Regions from separate parts of the Homo sapiens genome. Here region 2 is linked to region 1. A link is an interaction called in ENCODE POLR2A ChIA-PET data of the cell type or tissue named here. Cell type or tissue: GM12878. All regions are shown on one strand. Each heading gives the region's core, and the rest is flanking DNA. Links, peaks and the distances in the headings are about the cores only. Region 1 overlaps ITGB3 (integrin subunit beta 3). Region 2 has its middle 9.0 kb from the start of CDC27.

Region 1 (5,012 bases), core at 200-4,199:
TTGTGGATCTGGAGTGTTGTGTCAATGGAGCCTAAGGCTGTTTGGAGAACCTAGAAAGAAAATTCATCAGCTTCTCAGTCTTGGTAACAAATAAATAGAAGGCAAGAGAGAATGGGAGGGAAATGACGTCAAAAGTAGAAAGAAATTTATGGATAAGGAAACCGAGAAATTACGATTACAGAAGGATCGATTCCATTGTTGGCATTATTGTCTTCATCAAGGCCGTGCATCCTGCAGGGTGAAAACAGAAGAAATGAAGTGCTAAGGAATATAAAAGAGTGGAAATGACATTTGTTGGACACTTTTATAGTCTGTAAATGGATAACTTGTGCCTCTGTTTGACACTTTGGCTTAAAACTGAATGGCTTATTTATTTAATCGGTGGAGACTGTGCAAATCCATGTATTAGAATAACTTACAATGCTGGTTGCTGAGCCTGAAAAGGTGTGAATTTACTTTTTAGTTTTCAAAGTTACGGCCAGGTGGGGTGACTCACTTCTGTAATCCCAGCACTTTGGGAGGCCAAGATGGGAGGATCACTTGAGCCTAGGAGTTTGAGTTCAGCCTAGGCAACATAGTGAGACCCCCATCTCTACAAAAATTACAAAAAAATTAGCTATGTGTGATGGCGCATGCCTGCAGTCCCCAGGACTACAGGGAGGCTGAGGTGGGAGGATTGATTGAGCCTGGGAGGTTGAGGCTGCAGTGAGCCATGATTGTGCCACTGCACTCCAACCTGGACAATGGAGCACAACTGTCTCTAAAAAAAAAAGAAAAAGTTTTGAAGTTATATGATGTGGCATTCAACCTTCTATCTGGGTTGTAAGGTTCCCAGGCAAGACATCAGCTATTAATTAAACACACTATTTTGACTGGGGGCAGAAATGCTCCTGTCTTGCATGATCTATCAATTTATTGATGGTTCAGGGACCTTAACTTACTGATGGACTTTTGCTTTATTGTTACTTTAGGAAAGTGTTAAGTATAAGGTGATAGTAATAGCAACTCGAGCCTCGCTCTGGTCTAAGTGCTTTGTGTGTATGAACTTACTTAAGTCTCACAACTCTTATGGGATATGTGCTATCCTGGCCCCTCTTTCATAGGTTGGATTGAGAGGCTTGCCAAAGGTCCCATGACTAGTACAGAGGGCACCTGGGATCTAAGCTCAGGGAGTCTTGTTTCCAGCTCAATCTCTTATCTTCTAGGTTAGCTGGATGGGGGTAATGTTGATGGGGAGCTTCAGATAATTTGAGGATTTTGGAGTCTGAACTGTCTGGGTAACTGTGGTTGTATGGAACTGGCCTTGGCATACCACTATCTATATTTGTCCCCTCTCTTTCCTCCCAATTCCCATGCTGCCTTTTCCATGAAGGTGTCTGCTTAAATTATCTCCCATCCCTCCCCAGTATGAAGACCACCTGCTTGCCCATGTTTGGCTACAAACACGTGCTGACGCTAACTGACCAGGTGACCCGCTTCAATGAGGAAGTGAAGAAGCAGAGTGTGTCACGGAACCGAGATGCCCCAGAGGGTGGCTTTGATGCCATCATGCAGGCTACAGTCTGTGATGTGAGTTTGGAGGACTTGGAGTGCCAGGTGTGGCTGGCATAGATCAAAATGGGAAAGGAAGTGACTGAACTCTGGGGATTTCTGGTGTAAAATGAGATGAGAACTAAGCAGGGCTTCCTGCAGTTATGAGTAGTAAGTTGCTCCTGATATTCAGCCTTGGCTTAGATCCACTCCCTGGCCTGAGCTGACATTTCTTTGAACCTCAGTGGTCTCAGATGTTCCCAGGGGAGAGCATCTTCCCATCTTCAGAGTTACTTCAGAGTTAAGGCTGAGTTAACTTAACCTCAGCAAAGTAGGCAGATGTTCAGATGAGATTTCTTCTAGCCCAGATCAGCTCTGTGGATGCACGTCAGTTTCTAGATGAGCAATGTGACTGTCATTAGAAGAGTTAAGTTTGGAGTTTAAGAAGATCTCATTCAGCTGCTTGAACTAATCAGCTATGAGACTGTTTTCTGAAGAGAATGAAACTCCTGAACTGGAAAGCTTCAGCTTCGGTTCCAAGGACTGGGACTGAGACCCTTGTTTTGAAGAAAAATAAGCTGTCCAGCCCTTTAGCCAGGGAGCACCTTGGGTCTCTGTTCTCTACCAGTGACATGGCTGAATTTGTTTTGTCTCCTCTGCCTTTGTTTTTTGTTTTCTTTTAACAGGAAAAGATTGGCTGGAGGAATGATGCATCCCACTTGCTGGTGTTTACCACTGATGCCAAGACTCATATAGCATTGGACGGAAGGCTGGCAGGCATTGTCCAGCCTAATGACGGGCAGTGTCATGTTGGTAGTGACAATCATTACTCTGCCTCCACTACCATGGTGAGATCTCTGGCACCACCTATGGTTTCTATTCATGATTGTGAGGGTTGCCCTAATCTAGGCAGAGTCTGTGTGAATATGAAAATGGCAGCCCCTCCTTCTGGGCAGGGTGCAGGGCTCGGTTCCAGCTTGCCCCTATCCCTTACCAACTGGACACCGTCATCCAGCATACAACCTATATAACCATTAGAGATGTCCCTGATTGTGGTGTTATCACTGCCTTCACTGTCACCAGCATAGCAGCAGCATCATGGGATCCAGAATGGACCCAAAGGATTTTTACAACCCAGCTGGAAAGCAGGTCTTCCTCTCCACTCTGATTAGCCCTTTCTTGGAATACCATACTAACTTGTGGTTATTGGAAGAAGACAGAGGAAAAAAAAGAGAAAGATTGGCCAGGCATATGATGGCTCATGCCTGTAATCTCAGCACTTTGGGAGGCTGAGGTGGGAGGATCACGTGAGTCCAGGAGTTTGAAACCAGCTTGGGAAATATAGTGAGACCCTGCCTCTACAAGAAAATGCAAAAATTCGTTGAGTGTTGTGGTTTGTGCCTATGGTCCCAGCTACTTGTGGGGCTGAGGCAGAAAGATCTCTTGAGCCCAGTAGTCTGAGGCTGCAGTGAGCTGTGATCTTGCCACTACACTCCAGCCTGAGTGACAGAGCAAGAACCACCCCTGCTTTTTTTTTTTTTTTTTTTTTTTTTTTTTTTTGATACAGAGTCTTGCTTTGTTGCCCAGCTGGAGTGCAGTAGTGCAATCTTGGCTCACAAGCTTCACCACCTCAGTCTCCTGAATAGCTGGGACCACAGGCATGCACTACCATGCCCAGCTAATTTTTGAAAACAGGGTCTTTCTATGTTGCCCAGGCTGGTCTCAAACTCCTTGGCTTAAGCAATCTGCCCTCTTAAGCCTCCCAAAGTGCTGGGATTACAGGTGTGAGCCATTGCTCCTAGTGGAGACCCCTTCTCTTAGAAAGAGAGAGAGAGAGAGAGAGAGAGAGAGAGAGAGAAAGAGGGGAAAGAACATAAAAGGCATGGTGAACAGGTCCTACGAGGAAAGATTAAAGGGCCAGAGTCATTTAGCTTGAAAGAAAGAAGGCTAAAGGATGATTTAGCTTATACATGAGAAAACTTCTTATAAGTTGTTTTATATGGCCATAGAAGGTTAAACAAGAGGAAAATATTTAAATTGAATCAGGAGAAATTACTATAAGCCATAAGAGAAATGTGCTGTAATGCTCTAGGTATCTGGGGCAGGTGTGAACTCTTCGTCTCCTAAGGACAATATAGCAACTTCCTCATCTAGGTGACTTAAAGGTGTACCTGTGTAAAGGCAGGAGACTGAGCTGAGGATCTAATGAGCTCCCTGCAAGGTCTAGGATCCCATGGACATGTTCACGATTCACCACCGCCCCCGCACAGTGTCCTTGAGTTCCTTGGTGTCAGCCATATCCAAGTCAAGCACTACCAGACAATGAGTCAGCAACATTTGACCCCTAATCTATGCAAGGCACTGGGCCAGGGGCTGAGGGAGGTAACAAGACTATGTATGGTTCTATCCTTGGGGAGTTTTTGGTCTACTTGAGGAGAAAGGATATATATATTTACAATAACACAAGATGCATGATTAGTGCCAAATGGGTGTGGCACAGCCAATGTGGCTATACGTATCCAAGGGAGGAAAGGTCATCATGAGCTGGGATGGCCAAGGAAGTCTCCTGAAGAAGGTGGGGGCTAAGCTAGGCCCTAAGAAAGGAGGAGGATTACCAACAAGAAGGCCACTCCAGGTGGGAGACAGTGGGCCAGATCACTGCTGAGTGGAAGAGGGAGAGAGGTGAGCAATATTTGGAAAGAAAGACTGAGACCACACGGTGGAGGATCACGAGGGCCAGGCCAAGGCATTTGTCAGTAGTTCCAAAACAGAGGCCTAACCCAGTCCCTTGTGCACGGAAGCAGCTCCATAGTATTAGTGCATTAAATTCAAGCAGGAAGAAAGAGGTGCTTAGTTTTGACACCACTGGCCTGTACCTCTTCGTCTATCCCTGGAGTTCACAAGTAGACTTCTGTGCTACTTACCCTTCTTATCTCACTGTCACCCCCCTTTTTTTTTTAGAGACAGAGTCTTGCTCTGCTGCCCAGGCTGGAGTGCAGTGGTGCAATCATAGCTCACTGTAACCTCCAACTCCTGGGCTGAAGTGATCCTGCCTCAGCCTCCCCAGTAGCTAGGACTATAGGCACTTACCACCACATCTGGCAAATAAAAAAAATTTTTTTGTAGAGATGGGGTCTTGCTATGTTGCCCAGGCTCTTGTCTCACTTTCAGCATGAAGTGAAATGGTTTAAGCACCACCACACTCTGAGCCACAGCCCAAGCAAGATAAGTTCTAAGCTTTAGACCCTAGAGATGTACATGAGACGTCATTAACCTCTACATCCTTCATTTTCCTAGGATTATCCCTCTTTGGGGCTGATGACTGAGAAGCTATCCCAGAAAAACATCAATTTGATCTTTGCAGTGACTGAAAATGTAGTCAATCTCTATCAGGTGACTGTGCCTTCGGGCTTCCTGGAGTGGGCCCTGTGATGGTGGGTGCCCCAGGTAGCCAGCCTGTGCTAGCATTGGATACAGTCCCC
Region 2 (9,836 bases), core at 5,769-9,768, 86 kb before region 1:
GGCTCACTGCAGCCTCCGTCTCCTGGGTTCAAGCGATTCTCCTGCCTCAGCCCCCTGAGTAGCTGAATTTACAGGTGTGCGCCACCACACCCAGCTAATTTTTGTATTTTCAGTAGAGACGGAGTTTCGCCATGTTGGCTGGGCTGGTCTCGAACTCTTGACCTCAAGTGATCTGCCTGCCTCAGCCTTCCAAAATGCTGGGATTACAGGCATGAGCCACTGCGCCTGGCCTACTGCTCTGTTTTTTAATCGGTTTCCTTTGCAGCTCCTCTGCCAGCCCCTTTAATATTAAGCATGCTTCAAGGACCTGTTCTAGGCCTTCTTCTCACCCACCCTACACATTCTTCTTAGGCAAAACTATCCTTTCTTTCTTTCTTTCCTTCCTTCCTTCCTTCCTTTCTTTCTTTCTTCCTTTTTCTTTCTCTTTCCTTTCTTTTGAGACAGAGTCTCACTCTGTCACCCAGGCTGGAGTGCAGTGGTGTGATCTCAGCCCGCTGCAACCTCCACCTCCCAGGTTCAAGCGATTCTCCTGCCTCAGCCTCCCGAGTAGCTGGGACCACAGGCACACGCCACCATGCCAGGCTAATTTTTGCATTTTTAGTAGAGATGGGGTTTCGCCATGTTGGCCAGGCTGGTCTCCTGACCTTAGGTGATCCACCCACCTTGGCCTCCCAAAGTGCTGGGATTACAGGCGTAAGCCACCATACCCCGCCCCTATCCATTCTTGTGGCCCCAGTTTCTCATCTACAAATGGTTTGAAAAATTTGTATCTCCAGCCAGACTACTTTTTAGAGCTCCAGGCCCAAATGACTAACTGCCAAGAGGACACCTTTATCTGGATGTCTCATAGGTACTTTGTTCGGAATGGAACCCCTCATTGTCTTAAAATATTTCCTATCCCAGTTTAAGATATCACCATCTTTTCCATTGCCCAAAAGATTAGATAAGGGTTAGTTTAACAAGGTTTGTACAGATTTATTCCCAGCCTCAGCTCTGTCTCTGGTGATAAGAATGGCTTTCTCCTGGTACAAGGAGGGCATCTTTCACATGGAGTTTTATCTACTGGTTTCAGTAAGAAAAAGGAAGGCCAGAGTGCTCTTCTTGCATATGCTGTTTTTCAAGTGTATATTATTCTCAAAATAATCCTTATGCCAAAGTGGCATATATCAGTGTGGCATATTTTGACTCTACAACTCCAATATCTAGTCGCAACGACCTGCCAATTTTACCTCCTAAATATATCTTCATGTTTCTTCCTTCCTGTATCTTATCTACCTCCAAAAATAAGTCTGATCATGTTAGGACTCCTCTCCCTGTCTTCCCCCACCCCCCAAATTCAGGACTTACCTTCAGGTCTAGTAGCTGCCTCTTTATTCAGCCTTATCTCACTCATGTCTCCTTTATAGTCCACCTTCCAATTACATAGAATTTTTTTTTTTTGAGACAGGGTCTCTGTGTTCCACCCAGGTTGGAAGCTTACTGTAGCCTTAACCTCCCAGGCTCAAGTGATCCTCTCACCTTAGCTTCCCAAGTAGCTGGGACTACAGGTGCATGCCACCACGCCTGGCTATTTTTTGTATCCTTTGTAGAGACGGGGTTTTGCCATGTTGCTCAGGCTCTTCTCGAACTCCTGAGCTCAAGTGGTCCACCCGTCTCAGCCTCCCAAAGTGCTGGGATTACAGGCGTGAGCCACGGTGCCCAGCCCCTTCATGGAACTTTTTTTTTTTTTTTTTTTTTTTGAGACAGAGTCTCACTGTTGTCACCCAGGCTGGAGTGCAATGGTGCACTCTTGGCTCACTGCAAACTCTGCCTCCCGGGTTCAAGCAATTCTCCTGCCTCAGGCTCCTAAGTAAGTAGCTGGGATTACAGGTGCATGCCACCACAGTGGGCTAATTTTTTTTTTTTTTTTTGAGACGGGGTTTTGCTCTTGTTGCCCAGGCTGGAGTGCAATGGCATGATCTTGGCTCACCGCAACCTCTGCCTCCCAGGTTCAAGCGATTCTCCTGCCTCAGCCTCCCAAGTAGCTGGGATTACAGGCATAGACCACCATGCCCAGCTAATTTTGTATTTTTAGTAGAGACGGGGTGTCTCCATGTTGGTCAGGCTGGCCTCGAACTCCCGACTTCAGGTGATCTGCCCGCCTTGGCCTCCCAAAGTGTTGGAATTACAGGTGTGAGCCACCGTGCCCAGCCAAGTATTTTTAGTAGAGACTGGGTTTTACCATGTTGGCCAGGCTGGTCTCCAACTCCTGATCTCAGGTGATCCGCCTGCCATGGCCTCCCAAAATCACCCACTCTCTTGCCTCACAGGCTTTGCATGTACTGCACTCTCCCCAGAACCCTCTTAATTCCACTCTTCATCTTAATTCTATTCTTCATCTGGCTAGCTCTGCTTATCCTCCAAATATACTTCTTCCAGGCCTTTTCTGCTCCTCTGGGATAGCTTGGCTCTCCCTGCTGTTACTCTAGTGCTACCAGACTTGTCATTACTCCCATCACTCTTTGCTGTAATTAATTATCTGTTTAATTGTCTACTTCTGGTCTAGTCTATAAGCTCCATGAGGGCAGAAGCCCTGTCTGCCTTGTTCCCTGTGTATTCTCAACACTTAGTACAGTATCTGGCATCTAATGGGAACTTAGTATTATTTGTTTAATGAATGAATAGAATAAACTCACTGTGTTCCTAGTATTATTTTTGTTTGTTGATTGATGTTATAGACTGGTTGCATCTCCTCAAAATTCATATGTTGAAGCTAACCCCTAGTGTGGCTGTATTTGGACATGGGGTCTCTAAGAAAGTGATTAAAGTTAAATGATATCATAAAGATGGGGCCCTGATCCGACAGAATTAGTGTCCTTATAAAAAGATGCACAGGAAAGTTTGATCTCTCTGTGGGCATTCACCAAAGAAGGGTCATAGGAGGACACAGGGAAAAGGCCAACATCTAGGAAGAGAGCCCTCACCAGAATCTGTTTTGCCAGCACTTTGATCATGGACCTCTAGCCTCCAGAACCATGAGAAAATAAATCTCTAATGTTCAAGCCACCCGGTGTGTGGTATGTTGTTATGGCAAGCCCAGGTAGACTTATATAATTGATTATTCTGTTTATGTCTTGTCTCCCTAATGCAAGGGCCAAGTCTTATATTTCTGTATATTGTTCTTTGAAAAACACCACATATGTAGAAAATTCTTAAGAAATATATTGACTGAGTGATTAAAGTGGAAGTCTTTCTACATATTATTCTTTCTTCCTGAAATACATTTCCCTTACTCTTTGACCAGTGAAATTCTATTTATTCTTCAAGCCTCAGCTTCAGTATCACATCCTCAGAATATTCCTAGACCTACCTAATTTAAATTCTTAGCTCCAGCCTGTTATTCTCTCTCATGCCATTTTTGTTCTTTTCTTTCATAGTATGTATGGTAATTTTAATCGTATTTGTTTAATATAAGCTGCATTGAAGGCAGGGACCTTGGTTTGAACATTATGTCCCCATCACCTAGTTCAGTGCCCTGCACAAATATTATAAAATATATAAATATTTTTTGTTGTTGTTGTTTTGCTAAAATATTATAATATTTCGCTCTTGTTTCGTTAAAATATTGTAAATATATAAATATTTTTGAAATATCTGATGATTGAATGACTTGATGACTTAATTTCATCTCACTGATCTAAACATGATGCTTTTTTTTTGACTCCCCCTTTCTGGGCCCAGAGAACATGCTGGTCTTGCACATAAATCCTTAAAGGGTTTTTTTTTTTTTTTTTTTTTTTTGAGACAGAGTCTCGCACTGTCGCCCAGGCTGGAGTGCAGTGGCGCTATCTCGGCTCACTGCAAGCTCCACCTCCCGGGTTCATGTCATTCTCCTGCTTCAGCCTCCCGAGTAGCTGGGACTATAGGCGCCCGCCACCACGCCTGGCTAATTTTTTGTATTTTGAGTAGAGATAGGGTTTCACCGTGTTAGCCAGGATGGTCTCGATCTCCTGACTTCGTGATCTGCCAGCCTTGGCCTCCCAAAGTGCTGAGATTACAGGCATGAGCCACCGCACCCGGCCAAATCCTTAAGGGATTTAAAGTCAAGGCAGTATCTGAAGTATTGAGACTATTCAGAAAATGCATCTTGATTGAGATGAGCTCCGAGATGTGCTAAATGGCGTATGACTAGGGCGCCTAGGGCTGACTCAAAAGCACAGGGAAATAAACTACAGACAGCCCCCAAGTTATGATTTTTTGACTTTATGATGGTGTAGAAGCAATGTGCAGTCAGTAGAAACTGTACTTCAGATACCTATACAACCATTCTGTGTCTCACTTTCAGTACAGTATTCAATACATGAGATTCAGCACTTCATTATAAAATAGGATTTGTGTTAGATAGCTTTGCCCAACTGTAGGCTAAGGTGAGTGTTCTAAGCACGTTTAAGGTAGGCTTTGCTAAACTATGATGTTCAGTAGGTTAGGTGTATTAAATGCATTTTTGACTTGATATTGTCAACTGATGGTGGGGAGCATCTGTAATAAAGGCAGGAGACTATAAGCAAATTAGCTTGTCTGGACTGGAGGCTGTATAAGCTTGGTTGAAATGGTGGTGTTGGGGACAGCTGATAAAAACCTTTGGGTTCCTGGCTGATGACTTTAGTTTTGATAAAATAGACCAAAGGAGCTGTTGATGATGATTGAGCTGGAGAGTGACCTCATGAGACCAGAATTTGAAAAAGATTATGCTAACAGCTGAGGATTATGTGCATTGGAGGAGAGAAAGACTAGGGGCTAGGAATGCAGCAGAGAGGCTGCCAGGGAGTCTGGGCAACTCTGAATATTCACTATTCTAGGATCTTAGATGGTTGAATCTGAAAAAAGATAGAAAATTTAAACAGTTTTGAGTTACTAACTTAAAATGAGAAATATTCTTATCCAATTCCTTGACCTGAAGGCATTCAGATTCTAACCAGAAGACTGCTTACTGAGTACAGACTTAGAACAAAAAGAGTAAATTTAATGATCTTAGTGGCTGTCATCTCTTTTTTTCCTCAGAAGTGACGTATATACCTGACTACTAGATAAAAAATATCTATAGCATCTGGAGTGGATGCCCACCAAATAATAGATTATTTGCTTCTCTCTTTTCTAACTAGGCTCTAAGCAGCCTCATTTTTTCTCTGGGTAAATTGCAGAGCAATGGATTAAACACAGATTGATTATATTTTAGTATTCAGTTTACACCGTAGCTGTCTTGAATAGACTTTGTTTTTGTTACAGATATGTGATTTGGGAGATAGAGGCTGATCTAGGTTTAAACCAGACTGAGTTGGGAGAGCCTCAGATGAGAAATATCCAAAGGTTAATTGAAAACGTGAAGCTTGGCCAGGCGCAGTAGCTCACGCCTGTGATCCCAGCACTTTGGAAGTTCAGGAGGATCACTCGAGGCCAGGAGTTCGAGAACACCCTGGGCAACAAAGAGAGACCCTCATTTCTACAAAAAAAATAAAAAAAACTAGCCAGGCATGGTTGTGTATGCCTCTAGTCTTAGCTACTTGGGAGGCTGAGGTGGGAGGATCTCTTGAGCCTAGAAGTTCGAAGTTGCAGTGAGTTAAAATTATAGCACTGTATGGCCAGGCATGGTGGCTCTCACCTGTAATCCCAGCACTTTGGGAGGCCGAGGCAGGCGGATCACGAGGTTGGGAGATCAACACCATCCTGGCTAACAAGGTGAAACCCCGTCTTTACTAAAAAAAAAAAAAATACAAATTTAGCCGGGCGTGGTGGCGGGCGCCTGTAGTCCCAGCTACTTGGGAGGCTGAGGCAGGAGAATGGTGTGACCCCCAGAAGTGGACCTTGCAATGAGCCAAGATTGTGCCACTGCACTCCAGCCTGGGCAACAGAGCAAGACTCTGTCTCAAAAAAAAAAAAAAATTATACCACTGTATTCCAGCTGGAGAGATAGAGCAAGACTTTGTCTCAAAAAAAAAAAAAACCCCAGAAAAACAAATAAACAAACAAGGAAAGAATTTGGGACTGGAGAGAGAGTTTTCAGGCAGAACTAAAAGCATCTTTTAGTTGCGCACCTTCTTTCAGTTGTACGATCCTCCCGCCTTGGCCTCCCAAAGTACTGGGATTATAGGCATGAGCCACTGTGCCCAGCCTGCAGGTACTTCTACTAAGATGAATAAGAGACCATTCCTGGCCCCAAGGAGCTCACTGTCTGGTGTAGAGGATGCAGACATACAAATACGTAGTTTTAATATAATGATAAATAGTTTCACAAAGATTTTACAAGGCATTACATTAACAAATGTGTACCTGTAATCCCAGCTTCTTGGAGACCCTGTCTCAAAAAAAAAAAAAAAGTACCTGCATATTGTAGGTGCTCAATACATGTTAGTTGTAGTAAAGTCTTTTTTTTTTTTTTTTTTTTGAGACAGGGTCTCTGTCACTCGCGCTGTAAAGCAGTGGCGCCATCTCAGCTCACTGCAACCTCTGCTTCCTGGGTTCAACCGATCCTCCCACCTCAGCCTCTGGAGTAGCTGGGACTACAGGCATGTGCCACCATACCTGGCTAATTTTTGTGGGTTTTTTTTTGTAGAGACAGGGTTTCGCCATGTTACCCAGGCAGGTCTCGAATTCCTGGGCTCAAGCGATCCACCTGCCTTGGCCTCCCAAAGTGCTGGAATTATAGATGTGAGCCACCACGCCTGGCCTCAATAAGTGTTAGTTGAATGAATGAATGAGAGTAATCTGAATGAGGGAGAGGAGAGTTGGTGGCAGAATTTTGGTGTTACAAGCATAGCAGAGAAGGCCCAAGACAAGCACACTAGATCTAGTCACAGGGAAGTCACTGGTGGTGTGCTAGAGAGGAAGTCAGAATTCAAGAAGTAAAAGAGGAAGTCAGTGGAAAGGGAAACTGAGAAGAAAGAATAATCTTTAGCATTAAAAATATATCCCCAATTGCTGAGAAAGGATTTAGGCTCTTTTTGCTTACTGAGAGATACCCATGCTGTGGGTTCCAGGGCCGTCTCTTCTACTGATGTCTCCTTGCTTCCTTGCCCCCTTGGGGGCTAAGCTTCTCCGTCAGAGAACCCTTTTGTCAGTTCTGCCAGCTCCCATGGTTGTCTTAGCATCCTGCATTCTAGTCTCAGGTCGGTCATAACTCAGTGTGACGTTGGGCAAGTCACCCCCTTCTCTCTGGACCTCTGAAGTTCCTTGTAGCTGTTAGCATATCTGGGATGATGCAGTTTGGATGACTGGTGAGGATTCCAACTTGCTCTCTGCTGCTTTGCAACTATAAATCTCTGCCAAACACCAGCTATCCTGCCCTCTGCTTTAGATCCCTAGGTAGACTCTAACCCACCTTAGGCAGGCTCCCTCCCAGTGTCCTTCTCACAGGATTCAGTTCACACATATGTCACTAGACAGCACTGCCTTGACTGCAGTACAGAAATGAGCTTCAACCATTTAAACAATTGAGTGATGAGGCTGAACATATAGCATTCTCCACCTATGCTAAAGCAGTCAAGGAAATGAAGTTTGAGAGGATGATTTAAAGTGTTGGCTGGGCGCTATGGCTCATTCCTGTAATCCCAGCACTTTGGGAGGCCAAGGCAGGTGGATCACTTGAGGTCAGGAGTTTGAGACCATCCTGGCCAACATGGTGAAACCCTGTCTCTACTAAAAATACAAAAATTAGCTGGGCATGGTGGCGGGCACCTGTAATCCCAGCTACTGAGGAGGCTGAGGCAGAAGAATCGCTTGAACTAGGGAGGCAGAGGTTGCAGTAAGAGATCGAGCCACTGCACTCCAGCCTGGGTGACAGAGTGAGACTCCGTCTCAAAAAATAAATAAGTAAAAAATAAAGTGTTGTGATAGCTAGTTTTACTGTGGTCCTTGAACTTTGATTTTAGACACCTTTCCCCTCCTTTTCTGCTTTCATTTTTGGTGTTCTGGGCCTTATGAATTATTGAGCCTTCAGGTGATTCATTGCTTTTTTTTTCCTCCCTCCTTGGTGGGAAGGATTCTTATATACAGAGGATTGGGTTAATCATTCTCCTGATTTATGGCCTTCTTTCTTCAGTGGTCCATGCAACGCCTTTCTTGTTTAATTACTTATTTCTTTTCTTTTTTTTTTTTCTTTTTTGAGGCGGAGTTTTGCTCTTGTTGCCCAGGCTGCAGTGCAATGGCACGATCTGCTCACTGCAACCTCCGCCTCTCCCAGGTTCAAGTGATTCTCATGCCTCAGTCTCCCAAGTAGCTGAGATTACAGGCATGAGCCACAGCACCTGGCTAATTTTGTATTTTTAGTAGAGACGAGGTTTCTCCATGTTGGTCAGGCTGGTCTCAAACTCCTGACCTCAGGTGATCCGCCCGCCTCGGCCTCCCAAAGTGCCAGGATTATAGGCGTGAGCCACTGCACCTGGCCGGATTACTTATTTATTTTCTTTTATCTCATTGACCCAGCCATCCAAACCACACCCACTCTAGGCAATTATTGAATACTTTTAATGTGTATTTTTTTGTTTGTATGTGTTCTTGGATAATGGGTAATGCTTCTAGTATGTGTGTATTATTAAAAATTTTAATAATATTTAGCTCAATACACCCAAAATGTTATCATTTCAACATGTAATCAATATGAGATATGTTACATTCTTCTTTGTCTTCTTTTTTGAGATGGAGTCTCATTCTGTCGCCCAGGCTGGAGTGCAGTGGCTCGATCTCGGCTCACTGCAATCTCCACCTCCGGCATTCAAGTGATTCTCCTGCCTCAGCCTCCCGAGTAGCTGGGATTACAGGCACGTGCCACCACGCCCAACTAATTTTTGTATTTTTAGTAGAGAAGGGGTTTCACCATGTTGGCCAGGCTGGTCTCAAACTCCTGACCTGAAGTGATCCACCTGCCTTGGCCTCCCAAAGTGTTGGGATTACAGGCATGAGCCACTGTGCCAGGCCCACATTCTTTTTTTGTACTTCAAAATCCAGTATGTATTTTACTGTTATAGCATATCTCAATTTGGATGGTAAATTTTCATTATAAACACTTAATCTGTATTTAGATTTCATAAAATGCACAGTCGAAAAAGTAGATTCATATACCTAAGTTGTCCCAAGCATACTTAAAAGTTTTCTAATAATCAAATATCAAAAAAGTATTTTTCTTTAATGTTTACATGCAAACTGACAAAACTACTTCATATTAGTCATATTAGTCATATTTATTTTAGCAGAATTGACTTGACTTTGAAGCAAAAACATATCAGTTTTAAAACTACATCTGTCCAAATTAAGTAAATTCACTAACTCTTCTGTCAACTCAGTATCATTAACACGAAATTCAAAGAGGTATTGTATAAATTGAAAAAGCAACTCTAAATTTATTAATATCAACAAAAGCAACTCTAAATTTATTAATATCAACAAAGCATTATTTAAACTTTTCTTGTTTTTGTAGCCAATTTACATAATACTGTTTATTACAATTAGAATCTTCTGCATACTTACATTGAAATAATGTATATTGATTTGTATTGTGAAAGGTTTCAATTTGAGCATAAATTCCTTCACCTATCTAGATAAGTCAGAGATGTTTTCTTTCCTTGAAGCTTAAATTTATTTATTTATTTATTTATTTACTTATAGACAGAGTCTCATTCTGTTGCCCAGGCTGGAGTGCAGTGGTACAATCTCGGCTCACTGCAGCCCTGCTTCCCTAGTTCAAGCAATTCTCTTGTCTCAGCCTCCTGAGTATCTGGAATTACAGGCATGCACTGCCATGCCCAGCTGATTTTTGTATTTTTAGTAGAGACAGGGTTTCACCATGTTGGCCAGGCTGGTCTTGA

What was found. Peaks named below come from ENCODE experiments on the same cell type or tissue, not always from the same donor. Only the 100,000 strongest peaks of a DNase experiment are listed, where the experiment ranks them.
Region 2: POLR2A ChIA-PET joins it to region 1 with 8 read pairs; 5 of 35 experiments call an interaction of 5 or more read pairs at or near these places.

What each region holds. Positions count from the first base shown.
Region 1 is chr17:47,284,854-47,289,865 of GRCh38, forward strand. ITGB3 (integrin subunit beta 3) reads left to right here. Exons shown (of 15, transcript NM_000212.3): 5 at 1,407-1,569; 6 at 2,217-2,378; 7 at 4,828-4,923. Among named protein-coding and RNA genes, the nearest start is that of ITGB3, 34 kb to the left of the region's middle. RefSeq lists enhancers at 1,407-1,456, 1,547-1,836, 2,247-2,296, 3,690-3,984. In GM12878, for the core only: a CTCF peak has its summit at 2,405; DNase peaks (open chromatin) are centred at 1,758, 2,412 and 2,942; H3K27ac peaks cover 2,339 bases.
Region 2 is chr17:47,193,337-47,203,172 of GRCh38, forward strand. It overlaps a transcript of MYL4 not described here. Among named protein-coding and RNA genes, the nearest start is that of CDC27, 9.0 kb to the left of the region's middle. RefSeq lists a cis regulatory region at 4,434-4,857 and an enhancer at 7,075-7,124. In GM12878, for the core only: no CTCF peak of the experiment used is centred there; no DNase peak of the experiment used is centred there; H3K27ac peaks cover 1,073 bases.